Linked DNA regions of Homo sapiens: region 1 is linked to region 2. Evidence: chromatin loops called from intact Hi-C (ENCODE). Cell type or tissue: tibial artery. All regions are shown on one strand. Each heading gives the region's core, and the rest is flanking DNA. Links, peaks and the distances in the headings are about the cores only. Region 1 has its middle 450 kb from the start of XACT. Region 2 overlaps LOC124905236 (a long non-coding RNA gene).

Region 1 (8,346 bases), core at 328-8,327, 140 kb before region 2:
TTTAGTGAAGAAAGCTAGGGGTTGCTATGATTCAATGTTCATGTTTTGGTTTTTTTGTTGTCTGCTGAACTGGGCTTAGTTTAGAACAATTTTATAGCAAAAATACTCTTTGGAAGTATGAATCGCTTTTGCTTGAATTTTACTGTTGTCGATATGTCATTACCCTAAATTGACCAAAATGGTATCCTGCAAAACATGCAATGTACCTTTCCATTTCCATGATTTTTTCACACTGTTTTTCCTGCCTGGATATGTTCCCTTCTATTATTCCTTTATCTAATGCCTGCCCTTGCTTTAGAGAATAGCTCAACTCCCATCCATTGCCTCATACTATTGCAGACTCAAATGATCTTTTTGTTCTCTAAGTTCCTCTGACTCTAAACTTGCAGTATCATCCATAAATTAGAAATCATACATTACTTTGCTTCTTTATCTTTATCAGCATCTTGTTTATCCAATTCCATTAAAAATGTCATGAGTGTAGAGCCGCTGTCTTAGACTATTTTGCATTCCCAACACCTAGCGGAGCACCTTTGCCTTCTACATAGTAAGTATTAAATGTTTAAAAAGAGGCAGACTCCTGTAACTGTGTCAAAAAAATAAAAAATAATAAAAATAAAAGAGTTATAAAGAGGTAGACAGAACGTAGTAAAAAAAATACTGTCATGTATAAGCAAAGAAATATGTACAAGGATGCTGTTTGTGTACTTTTTTGTACTGACCAAAGATTAGAAACAAGTTAAATGCCTATCAGTAGAGGACTAAATAAATCCTGGTACATCCATGCATTAGAGTAGCTTGCAACAATTCAAAAAGAAGACACCTGCTCTTTATAAACATGAAGGGAAGTATCTTCAAATATATATTAAGTGGATAAAAAGTAGCAAGATAGTATGTGTGATACACTTTGTATAATAAAAATGATGGTTGTATAGTCATAAACCTTTCAAAGAGGATATACAAGAGACTGTTAAAGTTGGTTGCTTCCGGGGATGAGAAAAGAAGGCAGAAATAACTGTAGTTCTTAAATGAACAGCAAGATTCTGGTTAGATAATTTGCCTGATTTATTATAGGAACTAGGCACAGGCATATTCCTCTATACATAGATATTTCACATCCACCACTCAACATGATAGTCAACAGGCACAGCAGAAGCACTAACAGATCAGAAGAGATACTAGCTGTGAAGCCTCAGCAGTTGAAGTGCATACCTGCTGAATATTACAGCCCTGTCCTCAATTGATTTACTATGTCACTCGGATTGGTAGTAATGCAATTTTAAACCTGCACTCAAAAATGATTCTTTAAAAAACTGTTAAAGCCAAGCACCTTTGCTGATCAAGTTGCTTAAATACTGAACTGATTAAGCAAATCTCTCTTGACATTTAAGGCTTTTGTCATTATTCATGTTTCCCCCACCTCCCAGCTTCCACCACCGGTTAACAAATTTTAAAGGATGACATCCAGACAGTTCAATGGAGAAAACACCTACTAAGGGATTCTTATCATCATGGAAATCATGTTTATCTCTCCTTGTTTTGACAGCAGAAGAGATAGAATACAATTCTGGAAAACTAATAATTAATTTCAAAGCCAAAAAAAAAAAAAAAAAGTATTGCATTGGCCACTAGATGGCCCCCATATATATTTTTCCACTATTACAAAGAAAATATGGAAGAAACAAGTGAGAGAAAAATATGTATTAAAATAATGTATGATTCTTTACCTTTACATGAATAATCACATATAGATATTATGAATCTTCATTTACCACGTATTTAGCGTATCTTCACATTGTGGAACTATCAAACACTCTTACCTTTACTAGTAACACTTCCAATAGTACCTATAAAAATATTTTAAGAATTAAAAGTTTTAATGTTTGACTTCTGGGCAACAGCAAAATTCTTCATCTAATTTTGTTACTTGACGTGTAGCAATAGCAAATTTTTTTCTTTCTTAGTTTTGAGTCACTGCTATGATTGCCACAGAGTCTACTCTTTTATATACTTTAAGTAAATTCTCCCTCTTTTTAAAACTTAAAGAAAAAAATTTTGTTTTAATTCAGTATCTGGTTTGTGTCCGAATATAAGAAAAAAAAAACCCTCCAAACTTTATGAGTTTAAATTTTGAACATAAACAAGTTATTTACTTACAGATATACATAGCTTTCTCTCATTTAACAGATTATATATATTAAAAGCCAAAGCATTTTTTATGTAATAATGACAGTAAATTTAAAATGTTAGCTGATTTGTATTTCATTTAGCTTATAACCCATTTAACGATCAGCTGCTTCTAAAGAGGCACTTTCATCATTGTGCATTTATAATGGAAATATCTGAGATTCCTAAAAATAGTAAAGAATATGTGATTGCCTTAATGATTAATCACCTGTAGTTCGGCTGGTTACAGAATATCAATGTGTATCACATTTCACTAATGATCATTACCCTGATTTTCTCATTTTCTGCTTTCCATAAAGAAAGGACTAATCAGTTCCAGGTCCTGTGAAATTTTAAATAGAAAACAAATTTAACTTCTGCTTGCAAATTATATTTTCCCCATATGCTATCCAATTCAGGGTCTCAAGTCTGATTCTGCACAGCCTTATAGCATGCCAGAGAAATCACCTGTTTGGAAAATCTGCAATTCTGACTTCATGTTTTAATTGGCAATTTCCAGTTATATTCTGTTTCCCGAGGGGCACTGGGCACTATTGAAAAGACCTGAAATGCTGCAGGCTGCTATTACCGCCTCTTTTCCCCTTGGTGGTCAGACTTGCTTCCTTTGTTCACTCACTTTTGTTTCTCAGCCCTTGAAATCTGCTTAACTTGGAGGAGGTTTTAGAGTTTAAGAATTAAAAAACGTTGTACAACATAAACACAACTTATCCTAACATTTGGCCTTTGGAAAAGGAGAGGCTGAAAAAGTGACAGAAGCTGTTCTTTGAATCTATAAAATATTTTCCCCTGCTATCCTACTTAAATTGGCAATGAGATTTCAAGACTGCATTGCAGCAACCGAATCAGCAGATTTTCAATACCCTTGCATCTTTTTCTTTTCACAGGAGAGAAATATCACGTGAAGACTAAAATCATCCCAATTTTGTTCATCTCCTTGTTTGTTTTACAGTTAAAAAGCCATTTCATGTGCCTGGCACAGTGGCTCATGCCTGTAATCCCATCACTTTGGGAGGCTGAGGCGGGTGGATTACTTGAGGCCAGGAGTTCAAGACTAGCCTGGGCAACCCTGTCTCTGCTAAAAATACAAAAATTAGCCGGGCATGGTGGTGTGCGCCTGTAGTCCCAGCTACTCGGGAGGCTGAGGCAGGAGAATCGCTTGAACCTGGGAACCGGAGGTTGCAGTGAGCTGAGATGGCTCTGCTGTACTCTAATCTGAACAACAGAGTGAGAGTCTGTCTCAAAACAAAAGAAAAAAGAAAAAACAGCCATTTCATGCAATAAAACATTACTATGAAAAGTATTGTCGATGTATAGATAAATGTTGCACTTCGTTCACATTCTCCATCTAGTTGATTTAAAAACCTCCTTGATTCTCCTGGGGCACTGGGACATATCAACTTCCTGTTGGTTCCCAGGGCAATTTTCAGATCCTTTGCATATAATAATCTCTTTTTCTGTTCTTTTTATTATTTTGTGCTTCTTATTTTTCTTCATTCCTGAGTCTTTCATTGAAAAGTTAAGAATAATATCTGAAAACAGGTGTTTCATCAGGGGAAAAGTTGGTATAGAGAGTCATTTGAAGGACTCTTTCTCTTTTCTTTGAATGGCTTATCAAAAACGATTCAGAAAACACATTCCCTCAGACAATTTCAATCTATTCAAATCCCTGAGACCTTTAAAGGTGTTAGTTCCTAAACTGTGTTTTACTGTGTAAGGCTTCCTGGATGGCCTTGGAGGAAAGGGATATTGAAGAGAAGGAGAAGAGATCTCGACCCTCCCCCTCCAACTTACAAAGACACTATCTGAGAAATGAACTTTCATCTGCATGGGTTGTACTTAGCTGTGAATTTCTCCTTTTAGTTTTCTTTTCCCCATTTTTCATTATTATAAACAGTCCCATTCTTTCCATGCCTCTTTTTTGCAAGTTGAAGTGTTTCTTGAAATCTCTATAAAGATTGGATTTTTGTCAGGAAATAGGAAAGATAATGTTGGGGCTCAGAAACTAATATCCCCAAATAGGTGTTGACATGCTGAACTGAAGAACTCTCAAGGTCTCTCTGACCTTCCCCACTGCCCCCATAGCCTCTCCCAAAGAAGCTGAAGTTCCTTTATCTGCCTAATATCCAGACCCACCAAGGAGAAAAATTGTTTTTTCTTCCCCTCCCTATAAGACCAAGAATGTAACCACACCTGAACAGACCCTTGCACGGTCAAACAGAACTATTTACAAGTTAATCTCTATTCCTGGATCCATTCATTCTCCCTCGTAATTCCCTCAACAGAATTCCTCTTCTCCACCCTTCCATAACCTATTTTATCAGGATGGTATTGTAAAAGTGAACTAAATATGGCCTGAGAAGGACTCCGTATTTCTATATTTGAGTCCTTGTGGATGAACTGTAACCTAACTTAATAGGTAGACAAGATTGAAAACCTAACTTAGGAATATGCATCTGTAGCAATAGCTGAGTCTTGGCTGATCCCAGCAGTCATACTTCAACCATTCATACACTGCTGAGTGTTCAAACTCAAATCATTCATTGCTCAATTAAACTCCTTTAAATTTAATTCAACTGAAGTTTTTCTTTTAAGAGTATATAAGCTCCCGAACATCCTTGGGGGATTAGGTGTTCATTCTGAAGGCTCCCGTGTATATATGTTAAACAAATTTGCCTTTTCTCCAATTAATCTGTCTTTTGTGAGTTGATTTTGTTACAGTCTCGCCAATGCACCACAATGTAGCAGTCTCTTGTTGTTAGGTATTACCTGGAGATCTTTGTCTAATGGCGAGAAAATCCAGGACGTGGACACACCAAGAGTGAGGTTAGAGCAGAAGTTAAAAAAGTGAAAGAAAGAGAGAAAGCATTCTGCCACAGAGAGGAGTCCTGGAGGAGGGTTGCCATTTTTGCAATTGAACGCAAAGGCTTTTATAAGAAACTGATGAGGGCTGGGCGTCTTATTTGCATAAGGCACAAATTTGTGGTAGCTCCACCCAATCCTCCTAATGTGCATGCAGGCCCTCAGCTTGAGTTACTCCATATTGCTTTGTTCTCCTTACTGTGCGCACGTGCCAGGGGACAGAATTTTCCATTGCGGGCATGTCTGGGCAAGTCAGCTGTGTAGCCTTTCTTGTCTGTGTAGCTGTGGCCATGGCTTAGGCAAGCCCCCTTGTGCAAGTTCCCTTATCTGTGCCAGCAGGCTGTTCTTTTGTTTGAAAGAATTCATCCAAGGACCCACACTAACTGCCTGCCTGACTGGGTTTTTTCCTTTCTCCTCTCTCAATTTTTTGGTGAACCTTCAGAGGGCCAAGGTGGAAGCTCTCCCTGATCCTACGGTAACTAACACTGAAGCATTTTCTTTTAGCAAACCCATTCAAGAAATATTTATTGAGTGCCTACTAAGTTCCAGACACTGTTCTAGAATAAGACAATGATCCTCTTAAAATATTCTTATTTAATAGTTAGAATTACTTTCAACGTTTGCCCAGTTTATAGGTGAGAAAAATCAAAGCTCAAAAAGGAAAGAATTGAGATTTAAACATATCTATCTGAATCAAGAGTACAGATTATATACCCTCACCAGCACAAGTGGAAAACTCTTACTATTGAAAAGTTCTTTTGTCTGTTGAGATGCAACTCCTTATACATTTCTGCTATTTTCCTAGAACACTGTTTTTGGAGGTCAAGTCTAATCCCACTTTCACATTACAGTCCTTAAAAAACATGCAGCCATAAAAAAGAATGAGATCTGGCTGGGCGCAGTGGCTCATGCCTGTAATTCCAGCATTTTGGGAGGCCAATGCAGACAGATCACTTGAGGTCAAGAGTTCAAGACCATCCTGACCAACATGGTGAAAACCCATCTCTACTAAAAATATGAAAATTAGCTGGGCATGGTAGCACACACAGCTCCTTGAGAGGCTGAGGCAGGAGAATCACTTGAACCTTGGAGGTGGAGGTTGCAGTGAGCCGAGATCACACCACTGCACTCCAGCCTGGGTGACAGAGTGAGACTCCATCTCAAAAAAAAAAAAAAAAAAAAAAAAAAGAACAAGATCATGCCTTTTGCAGGAACATGGATGAAGCTGGAGGCCATTATCCTCAGCAAACTAACACAGGAACAGAAAACCAAATACTGCATGTTCTCACTTATGAGTGGGAGCTAAATGATGAGAACACATGGACATAAAGGAGGAAACAACAGACACTGGGTTCTACTTGATGGGGGAGGGTGGGAGGAGGGAGAGAAGCAGAAATGATAACTATTGGCTACTGGGCTTAGTACCTAAGTGATGACATACTGTGTACAACAAACCCCTGTGACACATGTTGATCTAAGTAACAAACCTTCACATGTACTCCCTAAACTAAAATAAAAGTTACAGAAATATAGCAGCTATACTTCTTGTATTCATTATCCAGCAGGCCCTGTTCTAAGTACTTTATATGCATTAAGTTCTTTAATCCTGACAACACCTCTTTGTGCTTTGTTTTACAAATACTTATGTCACAGCTGATACCTATCAGGCATTGTTTTGAGTACTTTACAAATAATAATTCAGTACATCATCATAATAGTTATAAAGAGAAGTAACCTCTATTTTTATTTTATATTATTCTTCTAGGTCTTTTTCTATGCTTATCATAATATATGTAGTCAAAACATACATTACATTCTTTTTTTGCTGTATTTATTAAATATTAAATAATATGGCTTAAAAAACGTTTGATGTCATATAGACATGCTTCATGCTGTTCATGTACAAATTTTACGGAAGAGGAAAATGAGACTTTAAGAGAGGTTAAGTAATTTGCTGAAGGTCACTGCCAGAATTCAGAACACGATACCCAAAAGTACAAAGTTTTCGCATGCTGAATATTTTTAACTCAAGAAGATTGTGAGGGCTACAGAAGCAGGAAGGTCTCTCCAGTGTTCTCTCACCCTCCTTTCTCCCCTGAAGTGGGTTAGGGAAGCTAGAATTCCTCTCCCTTTAAGCAAATGAGAAAACCTAGGAAGGGGCTGGGCGCGGTGGCTGACGCCTGTAATCCCAGCACTTTGGGAGTCCAAGCCTTGGCAGATGGCTTGAGCCCAGGAGTTTGAGACCAGCCTGGGCAACATGGTGAGATCCTGACACTACGAAAACTACAAAAAATTAGCTGGGCGTAGTGATGAGCACCTGTAGTCTCAGCTACTCAAGAGGCTGAAGTGGGAGAATTGATTGAGCCCAGGAACTGGAGGTTGCAGTGAGCCAAGATAGTGCCATTGTATTCCAGCCTAAGCAACAGAGTGAGACCCTGTTTTAAAAAAGAAAAGAAGAAAAGAAAAGAGAAAGAGAAAGAAGGGGAGGGGAAGGGAGGGGAGGGAAGGGAAGGGAAGGGAAGGGAAACCTAGGGATGTCACTTGCTGACCTCCTCCCTTCTGACTTGGAGACTCTCATATAACAAGTGTCCTACCGTATGGAATAAAGAAGGGGGAGATGGTCGGGGGGATGGAAAGATTGTTACACAGAAACACAGGAAAGAATCTGAGGACACAGGCCTTACTGAGTTCCCCCCAATTTATTACCATTAGATAATACCCCTTTTTTGTCCAATCACATTTCTCTACAACTATCCACCTCTTATATCACACTTAGTATAAAAATACGTAGTTTTCCCTGGGTCTTGGGTCTTCATTTTTTAAAGCTCCGTGTCACATAAAACTTTGGCTAAATAAGTTTGGTATGCTTTTCTCTTGTTAATCTGTTTTATAGGGATATCAGCCATGAACCTTGCGATGGATGAGGAAAAGATACTATTTTTTTCTTCCTTACATCACAAATTTGGGAAGTGGCAGACTTGGAATTTAAACTTAGGCTGCGTTTCTCTAGAATCCACCTTCCCACTATATTATTACTACCTTTCTTTAAAATATTTGCATATGAGTGTCATGCAACCTTCTGCTTCTGCCTTTCTTATAACATCAACAATATCTTCAGTCTGTTCTCACCATCTGATATTAGAAATCAGCTCCATCATTCTATTTGCCTTCCTTTAAATGCAATGCAATTTGTTTATTTTCTTTTAGAATGTGATTCCCAGAACAGATATTCTAGGTGGTTATGAAACTATGCGGAGTTTAGATACTATATCACTATTATGGCCTAAGAGCCATTACATT
Region 2 (8,346 bases), core at 154-8,153:
ATGCCCAAATTTTAAATCAAGATGAAGATATGAATTTGTCAATGTTATTGATACTGTCAAGAAGTAGAGTTAGTGGACTTAATGATAGTGTTTTATATAATGGAGGTCCAAGTCAGACAGGAAAATAAGTGAAAACATTTCATCTATTTTTGATGTATTGTAGGGGGAAGAAGAGGAAGAGAGACAGAGAAAGGTGGTCCGATGTTTGTCCAATCACCCTTCTCTGGGTAAAAGTCCTGGAGGGAGAGGTTTATTAGATAAGCTGAAGGGAATAAAAAGGACATGAAACTTCTGTTCCACTTCCTACTTGGAACTCTTCAAAGAAGCAGTTTTACCACCTACCTCTGGCCCCTGCCTAATTATACCAGCTTTGAGAGTCAGAGGATCAACGGCCTACTACTCATATCAACTTTTTCTTTCCCTGGGAAAATAGACCTCACGGGTAGGTTTAAGAAGTGGAATACTTCAACAGAACATGATTAAAGATGGGCAAATGAATACAAATACCCCCTACCAGAAATTAGCAAGTGTTGGCAAGGATGCGGAGAAATTGGAGCCTTTGTGCACTGTGGATAGGATTGTAAAATAGTGTAGCCACTATGGAAAACAGCATAAACAAAGCTGTAGTAATCAAGACAGTGTGTTACTGTCATAAAGGCAGACATATAGACCAGTGGAATAGAATAGAGAGCTCAGAAATAAATTCTCACATACAGGGTCAAATGATTTTTGACAAGATTACTGAGACATTCAGTGGGGAAAGTATAGTCCTTTTGACAAACGATGCTGGGAAAACTGGATAGGTAAATACAAAAGAATAAAGTCGGACTAGTATCTTACACTATATCCAAAAAACCTCAAAATTGATCAAACACCTAAATGTAGTAGATAAAACTATAAAACTCTTAGAAGAAAACATAAGAAGAAAAGAAAAAACTGGGAAGTTGGACTTTATCAAAATGTAAAACTTCCATGTTTCAAACGACACTATCAGCAGAGTGAAAGAGCAGTCTGTGAAATGGAAGAAAATGTTTGCAAATCATATATTTAATAAGGGATTAACATCCAACATATAAAAAAAAAAAACTCGTACAACTCAACAACAAAAACAACCAGATCGAAAAGTGGGTAAAGGACTTGAATAAACATTCAACATCTGTACATCTTATACAGATGGCCAATAAACACAAGAAAAGATTCGCAACATCACTGATCATTAGGGAAATGCAAATCCAAACCACAATAAGATTCCATTTCATACCCATTAGTATAGTTATTATAAAAATAAATGAATAAAAATACCCAAAAAACCCATTGGAAATTGGCAAATGTTGGCAAGGATGTGGAGAAATTGGAGCCCTCGTGCACTGTGGATAGGATTGTAAAATAATGTAGCCACTATGGTAAACAGCATGGTGGTTCCTCATAAACGAAACATACAATTACTGTATGATCCAGCAATTCTCCTTCTGGGTTTATACCCCAAATAATTGAAAGCCCGGATTCAAAAAGATCTATATCTATAGATATAGGTATTGATATAGCTCTATCTATCTATCTATCTATCTATCTATCTATCTATCTATATATCTGTGCAACCATCACCACTATCCATCTTCACAACTTTTATGTTCCCAAAATAAAACTTTGTACTGGTTAAACAGTAAGCCCCCATTCCCTCCTTCCTCCAGTCCCTGGTAACCACTAATCCACTTTCTGTCTCTACGGTACATACAAAAGAATAGGTACATACAAAAGAATAAAGTCGGACCACTATCTGACTACTATCTGATTGGTCAGGCTACAGTGTGTGTGTGTGTGTGTGTGTGTGTGTGTGTATACACGTATACACATATGTGTATACGTGTATATACACGTATACATATATGTGTATACGTGTATATACACGTATACACATATGTGCACACGTGTGTACACGTGTATATACATATATACATGTGTGCACACGTGTATACATATATGTGTATGTATGTGTATACGTGTATACATATATGTGTATGTATGTGTATACGTGTATACATATATGTGTATGTATGTGTATACGTGTATACGTATATAATGTATATGTGTATACGTGTATACATATATGTGTATGTATGTGTATATGTGTATACATATATACATATATGTGTATGTGTGTGTATATGTGTATACATATATACATATATGTGTATGTGTGTGTATATGTGTATACACATGTAATATATGTGTATGTATGCGTATATGTGTATACATATATACATATATGTGTATGTATATGTATGAATATGTGTATTTGCATATATACATATATGCATACACATATATACACAGTGACATTCATATATACATATATGTATGCATATATACACACACATTCATAGTAACATTATTCACAACAGCCAAAAGATGAAAATAATTCAAATGTTCATTAACAGATGAATAGATAAACAAAAAATGTGGTATGTACGTACTAGACTGTTCCTCAGCTTTAAAATGGAATAATATTCTGGCACATGCTGCAACATAGATGAACCTTGAAGGCATTATGTTGAGTGAAATAAGCTAGTAACAAAAGGAGAAATAATTTATGATCCCTCTTCTATGAAGCACCTAGTGAAGACAAATTCGTAAAGACAGAAAGTGGAGTAGTGGTTACGGGGGCTGGAGGAAGGAGGGAATGGGGACTTATTGTTTAATGAATAGAAAGTTTTAGTTTGGGAACATAAAGGTTGTGAAGATGCATAGTGGTGATGGTGGCACAATAATATGAATATACTTAATACTACTGAATTGTACACTTAAAAATGGCTAAAGTAGTAAATTTTATATATATGTACGTTTATATATATATATATAAACACAATAAAAAAGAACATTAAAACTAATCAGTTACACACACAGACACACACACACACATATATATTTTTTAAATCCTTGTAGATAAAAGGAGGAGGCAGAGCAAGATGGCCAGATAGAAACCCCCAGCAATTGTCCCCCCTACAAGAACACCAAATTGAACAACTGTCCATGAAAGAAGTCACCTTTATAAGAACCAAAAAAATCAGGTGAGCAATAATAGTACCTGGTTTTAACATAATAGCAAGGAAATATGCTTTGGAGAGAGTAAAAAGGACAGGCTTGCATTGCTCACACCACCCTCCCCGAAGCCCAGGTGGTGCAAGATAGAGAATCTGTATGCTTGGGGAGGGGACAGCAAAGTGAGTGTGGGATATTGCATTAGCACTCAGTGCTGCCCTGGTCATAACAGAACACAATACAAGGGAGAATTCTGCCAGTGCCCGTGGAGGGAACATCTGGACAAGCCCTAAGCCAGAGGGGAATCTTCTGCTCCACTGAGAGGAATCCAGGTCCCGGCCATGGCCACCTTCACTACCAGCTGACTAAAGTGGTTTGGGGCTATCAGCAAATTTGACTAGCAGTCAAGACACAAGGATAGCAGTCCTTGGGCAAGCTCTGGTGCTGAGCTGGTCTAGGAAGCAGTGGACTTGGGATGGGACCCTGTGCAACACCAGTTGCGGCAGACATGGGAGTGCCTGTGTCAACCGTCTCTCAACTCCAGGCAGTGCAGCTTGGGGACAGACTCCTTCCACTTGGGAGAAGGAGAGGGAAGAGTACTTTATCTTGCAACTTGGGAACCAACTCAACCACAGTAAACAAAGTACCAAGGAGATTTCTTAAGACCCTGATTTCAGACCTTTGCTCCTTAATGGCATTTCTAGACATACCCTGGGCCAGAAAGTAATGTGCTCCCATTCCTGGCAGAATTCACCACCTGATGACTAAAGTGGCTTTGGGCTTTGATTAAATATCACCAGCAGCCAGGCAATAGTGACCATGAGCCTTGGAAAAACCCCAATAATTTGCAGGTCTGGAAGATGACATGAAGTGGTGCCCCCGGTAGGGGCCATGAGTGCCCACATCAGCCCTCCCTCAAGTGCAGGCATCCCAGTGCAGAGAGGGGATCATTCTGATTGGAAGAAAGAGAGGGAAGAGAGTACAAGATGTTGCCTGGTAAGCCAGGGAATGCTTTATCTTCCCCAAGTCCACTAAGGCTGTTTATCAGGAGCGTGCAAGAGTTTCAGCGTTCCTGGGCTTAGGGTTCCCCCTAGTGCTGAAACAGATGCAGTGTCCACAGGCTTAGGTCACTGCACTAAATCCCCTAAGAATTCTTGGAATGCTCTCTCAAGAATGGGTACAAACAAGCCCAGACTACAAAGATTAGAATAAATACCAAACTCCTCAAAACCCAGATATTGACAAATGTTCAAAAACATCATGAACATCCAGCAAATCATGACTACACCAAATAGAGTTAAATAAGGCACCAGTATCCAATCCTGGAGTAACAGAGATATGTGATCTCTCAGACAGGGAATTCAAAATAGCCATCTTGAAGAACCTGAATGAACCTCAGGATATCGCAGAGAAGAAATTCAGAATTCTATCAGAGAAATTTAACAAAGAGATTGAAATAATTTTTAAAAATTAAGCAGAAATTCTGGAGCTAAGAAATTCAGTGGACAAACTGAAAAATGCATCAGTCTGCCAACACCAGAACTGATCAAGCAGAAGAAAGAACTAGTGAGCTTGAAGACAGATTATATGAAAATACACAATCAGAGAAGAAAAGGTAATTTTAAAAAATGAAGCATGCCTACAAGATCTAGAAAATTGCCTCTAAAGGGGAAATCTAAGAATTATTGGCCTTAAACATGACATATATATAGAGAGAGAATGAAGTAGAAAGTTTATTCCAAGAAATAACAGAGAACTTTCCAAACCTAAAGAAAGATAAGAATATCCGGGTATAAAAAAGTCAAAGAATGCCAAGCAGATTCAACGCAAATAAGACTAGCACAAGACATATAATAATCAAACTGTCAGAAGTTAAGGATACAGAAGGAATCCTAAAAGCAGCAAGAGAAAAGCAAACTACATATGAAGGAGCTTCAATACGTATGGAAGCAGACTTCTCAGAAGAAATCTTACAGGACAGGAGGGAGTGGGAGGACATATTCAAAGTGCTGAAGGAAAGCAACTTTCAACCTAGAATATTATATCCAGGAAAATTACCCTTCACAAATGAAGGAGAAATAAAGACTTACCCAGAGAAACATAAGCTGAAGGAATTTGTAAACAACAGACATGTCTTAACAAGAAATGCTAAAGGGAGTTCTTCAATTTGAAAGGAAAGAAAATTAAGGACCAAAAAGAAATCATCTGCAGGTATAAAAATCACTAGTAAAAGTAAGTACACACACAAATATAGAATACTCTTAACACTGTAATTGCAGTGTGTAAACTACTCATATCTTTAGTAAGAAGACTAAAAGACAAACTTATCAACAATAATAATTATAGTAATTTTTGAAGAGATTGACAATATAAAAAGATATAAATAGAAACAACAAAAAGTCAAAAAGTCGAGGGATTGTGTTAAAATGTAGTTTTTTAGTTTTCTTTTTACTTGCTTTTCTTTTTATCAGAGTTAAGTTTTCATCCATTTAAAATAACTGGCTATAAAATGTTCTTTGCAGGTCTCATGATAAACAAAAAATGAAAACCTATAATAGATATACAAAAAATAAAAAGCAATGGATTGGCTGAGTGCAGTGGCTCAAGCCTGTAATCCCAGCACTTTGGGAGGCTGAGGCAGGTGGACTGCTTGCGACCAGGAGTTCCAGACCAGCCTGGCCAACATGGTGAAACCCTCTCTGTACTAAAAATACAAAAATTAGCCAGGTCTGGTGGTGTGTGCCTGTAGTCCCAGCTACTCCAGAGGCTGAGGCATGTAGCTTGAACCTGGAAGGCAGAGGTTGCAGTGAGCTGAAGTTGCGCCACTGCACTCCAGCTTGGGCAACAGAGTAAGACTGTCTCAAAAAAAAAAAAAAAAAAAAGAAAGAAAGAAAAAAAAAGTCCCAGTAAATTAAAACACACTACCAGAGATCACTGTCATGTTAAAAAAAAAAAAAAAAGATAGGAAGGAAGTGAGAAAGGACGAGAGGACTCACAAAACAACCAGAAAACAGATAACAAAATGGCAGGAGTATGTCCTTACCTATCAATAATAACATTGAATGTAAATGAACTAAATGCTCCAATCAAAAGACAGAGTGGCTGAATGGATTTAAAAAACCCAAGACCTCATTATATGCTACCTACAAGAAAACCACTTCATGTATAAAAATAAACACAGACTGAAAATGAAGGATTGGGAAAAGATATTCCATGAAAATGGGAACTAACAAAAAGCAGGAGTAGCTATATTTAGATAAAATAAATTTTGAGAAAAAAATCTGTATAAAAAGATAAAGAAGATCATGGAGTAAATTCAGCAAGAGGATATAACAATTGTAAATATGTATGCATCAAACACTAGAACATCCAGATATATAAAGCAAATATTATTAGAGCTAAAAAGAGAGATAGACCCCAATACAATAATAGCTGGGGACTTTGACACCCCTGTTTTTGGCATTGAACAGATCATCTACACAGAAAATCAAAGAAACATCAAACTTAACCTTCACTATAGAGCAAATGGACCCAATAGACATTTACAGAACATTTTATTTAACAGCTGCTGAATACACATTCTTCTCTTCACACATGGTTCATTTTCAGGGATAAGACCATATGTTATGTTACAAAGCAAGTCTCAAAAATTCAAGAAATTGAAATCATATAAAGCGTCTTTTCTGACTGTAATGAAATAAAACTAGAAATCAATAAGAAGAAGAACTTTGGAAACTATACAAACACATGAAAATTAAATAATATGCTCCTGAACAATCACTGATCAATGAAAAAACTGAAAAGAAAATTTAAAAATTTCTTGAAATAAATGAAAATAGAAACACAATATACCAAACATATGAGACACAGCAAAAGCAGTATTAAGAGAGCTCACAGCAATAAATACCTACATCAAAAAAGTAGAACAACTTCAAATAAACAACAATGCCTCTGAAAACACTAGAAAAGCAAGAGCAAACAAAACCTAAAATTGGTAGAAGTAAGGAAAGAAATTCTCTCACATCAGCGGCCCTCCTAGGGAACCCTCAAAATAAACTAATATCTGGCCCTTAAAGATAACAACAAGCTTTGTGCCAGAACTCTTGATGATGGCAGTTTTCTTTGAGGAAAAGGAAGATTTTTAACACAATTTTTAGTTTGCACATAGGAATTTAGAAGGAGCAAGAAGGAGAAGAGAATACTTCCAAACTTGTTTCACAAGGCAAATATTACCCTGATACCAAAATCAGACAAAAATCAGATCTAAAAAAGGAGAAATCTATAGGCCAATATCTCTGATAAATATAAATGCAAAATTCGTCAGCAAAATGCTAGCAAACCAAATTCAACAGCACATTAAAAAGATCATTCATCATGATCAAGTGAGATTCATCTCAGAGATGTAAGGATGTTTCAACATATGCAAATGTATAAATGTGATACATACCATTAACAAAATGAAGGACAAAACTATATGATCACTTGAAAAGATGGTGAAAAAGTATTCTAAAAATTCAACATCCCTTCATGATAAAAAAAATCTCTCTGTAAACTGTGTATAGAAGGAATATACCTCAACACAATAAAAGCCATATATGACAAACTCACAGCTAGTATCATACTGAATAGGGATAAACTGAAAGCCTTTCCTCTAAGATCTGGAACAAGACATGAATGATCACTTTCACCACTCTTATTCAACATAGTACTAGAAGTTACAGCCAGAGCAGTAAAACAAGATAAAAAATATAAAGGGCATCTAAATTGGAAAGGAAAAAGTCAAACTGTCCTTATTTGCAGATGATATAATCTCCTATTTAGAAAAACCTATTGACTCCACCAAAAAAACTGTAAGAACTGATAAAAATTTCAATAAATTGCAGTATAAAAATCAACATACAAAAATCAGTAGCATATCTATATGCAAACAGTGAACAATCTGAAAAAGAAACCAAAAAAGTAATCTCATTTGCAATAGCCACAAAAAATTAAAATACCTAAGAATAAACTTAACCAAAGATGTGAAAGAGCTGTACAACTAAAACTATGAAACATTGATGAAAGAAATTGAACACTATACACAAAAAAGGAGATATTCCATGTTCATGGATTGGAAAAATCATTATTGTTAAAATGTCCATACTACCCAAAGCAAAATTTATACGGAACTATGAAAGATTCAGAATGACCGAAACAATCCTCAGCTAAAAGAACAAAACTGGAAGTATCACATTACCTGACTTCAAATTATACTACAAAGCTATAGTAACCAAAACATAATGGTACTGGCATAAAAACAGACACATA

What was found. Hi-C counts contacts between places; a loop is a spot of excess contacts. Peaks named below come from ENCODE experiments on the same cell type or tissue, not always from the same donor. Only the 100,000 strongest peaks of a DNase experiment are listed, where the experiment ranks them.
Region 1: it touches region 2 in a loop (5-fold over the local background); 13 of 110 quality-filtered maps call a loop at or near these places.

The regions. Positions count from the first base shown.
Region 1 is chrX:114,068,557-114,076,902 of GRCh38, reverse strand. No RefSeq gene overlaps it. Among named protein-coding and RNA genes, the nearest start is that of XACT, 450 kb to the right of the region's middle. RefSeq lists enhancers at 4,758-5,272, 5,230-5,524, 5,273-5,789, 4,660-5,859. In tibial artery, for the core only: no CTCF peak of the experiment used is centred there; no DNase peak of the experiment used is centred there.
Region 2 is chrX:113,924,956-113,933,301 of GRCh38, reverse strand. It overlaps LOC124905236 (a long non-coding RNA gene), which reads left to right. Exons shown (of 2, transcript XR_007068366.1): 2 at 1-6,228. Among named protein-coding and RNA genes, the nearest start is that of XACT, 310 kb to the right of the region's middle. RefSeq lists an enhancer at 3,788-4,463. In tibial artery, for the core only: no CTCF peak of the experiment used is centred there; DNase peaks (open chromatin) are centred at 3,319 and 3,901.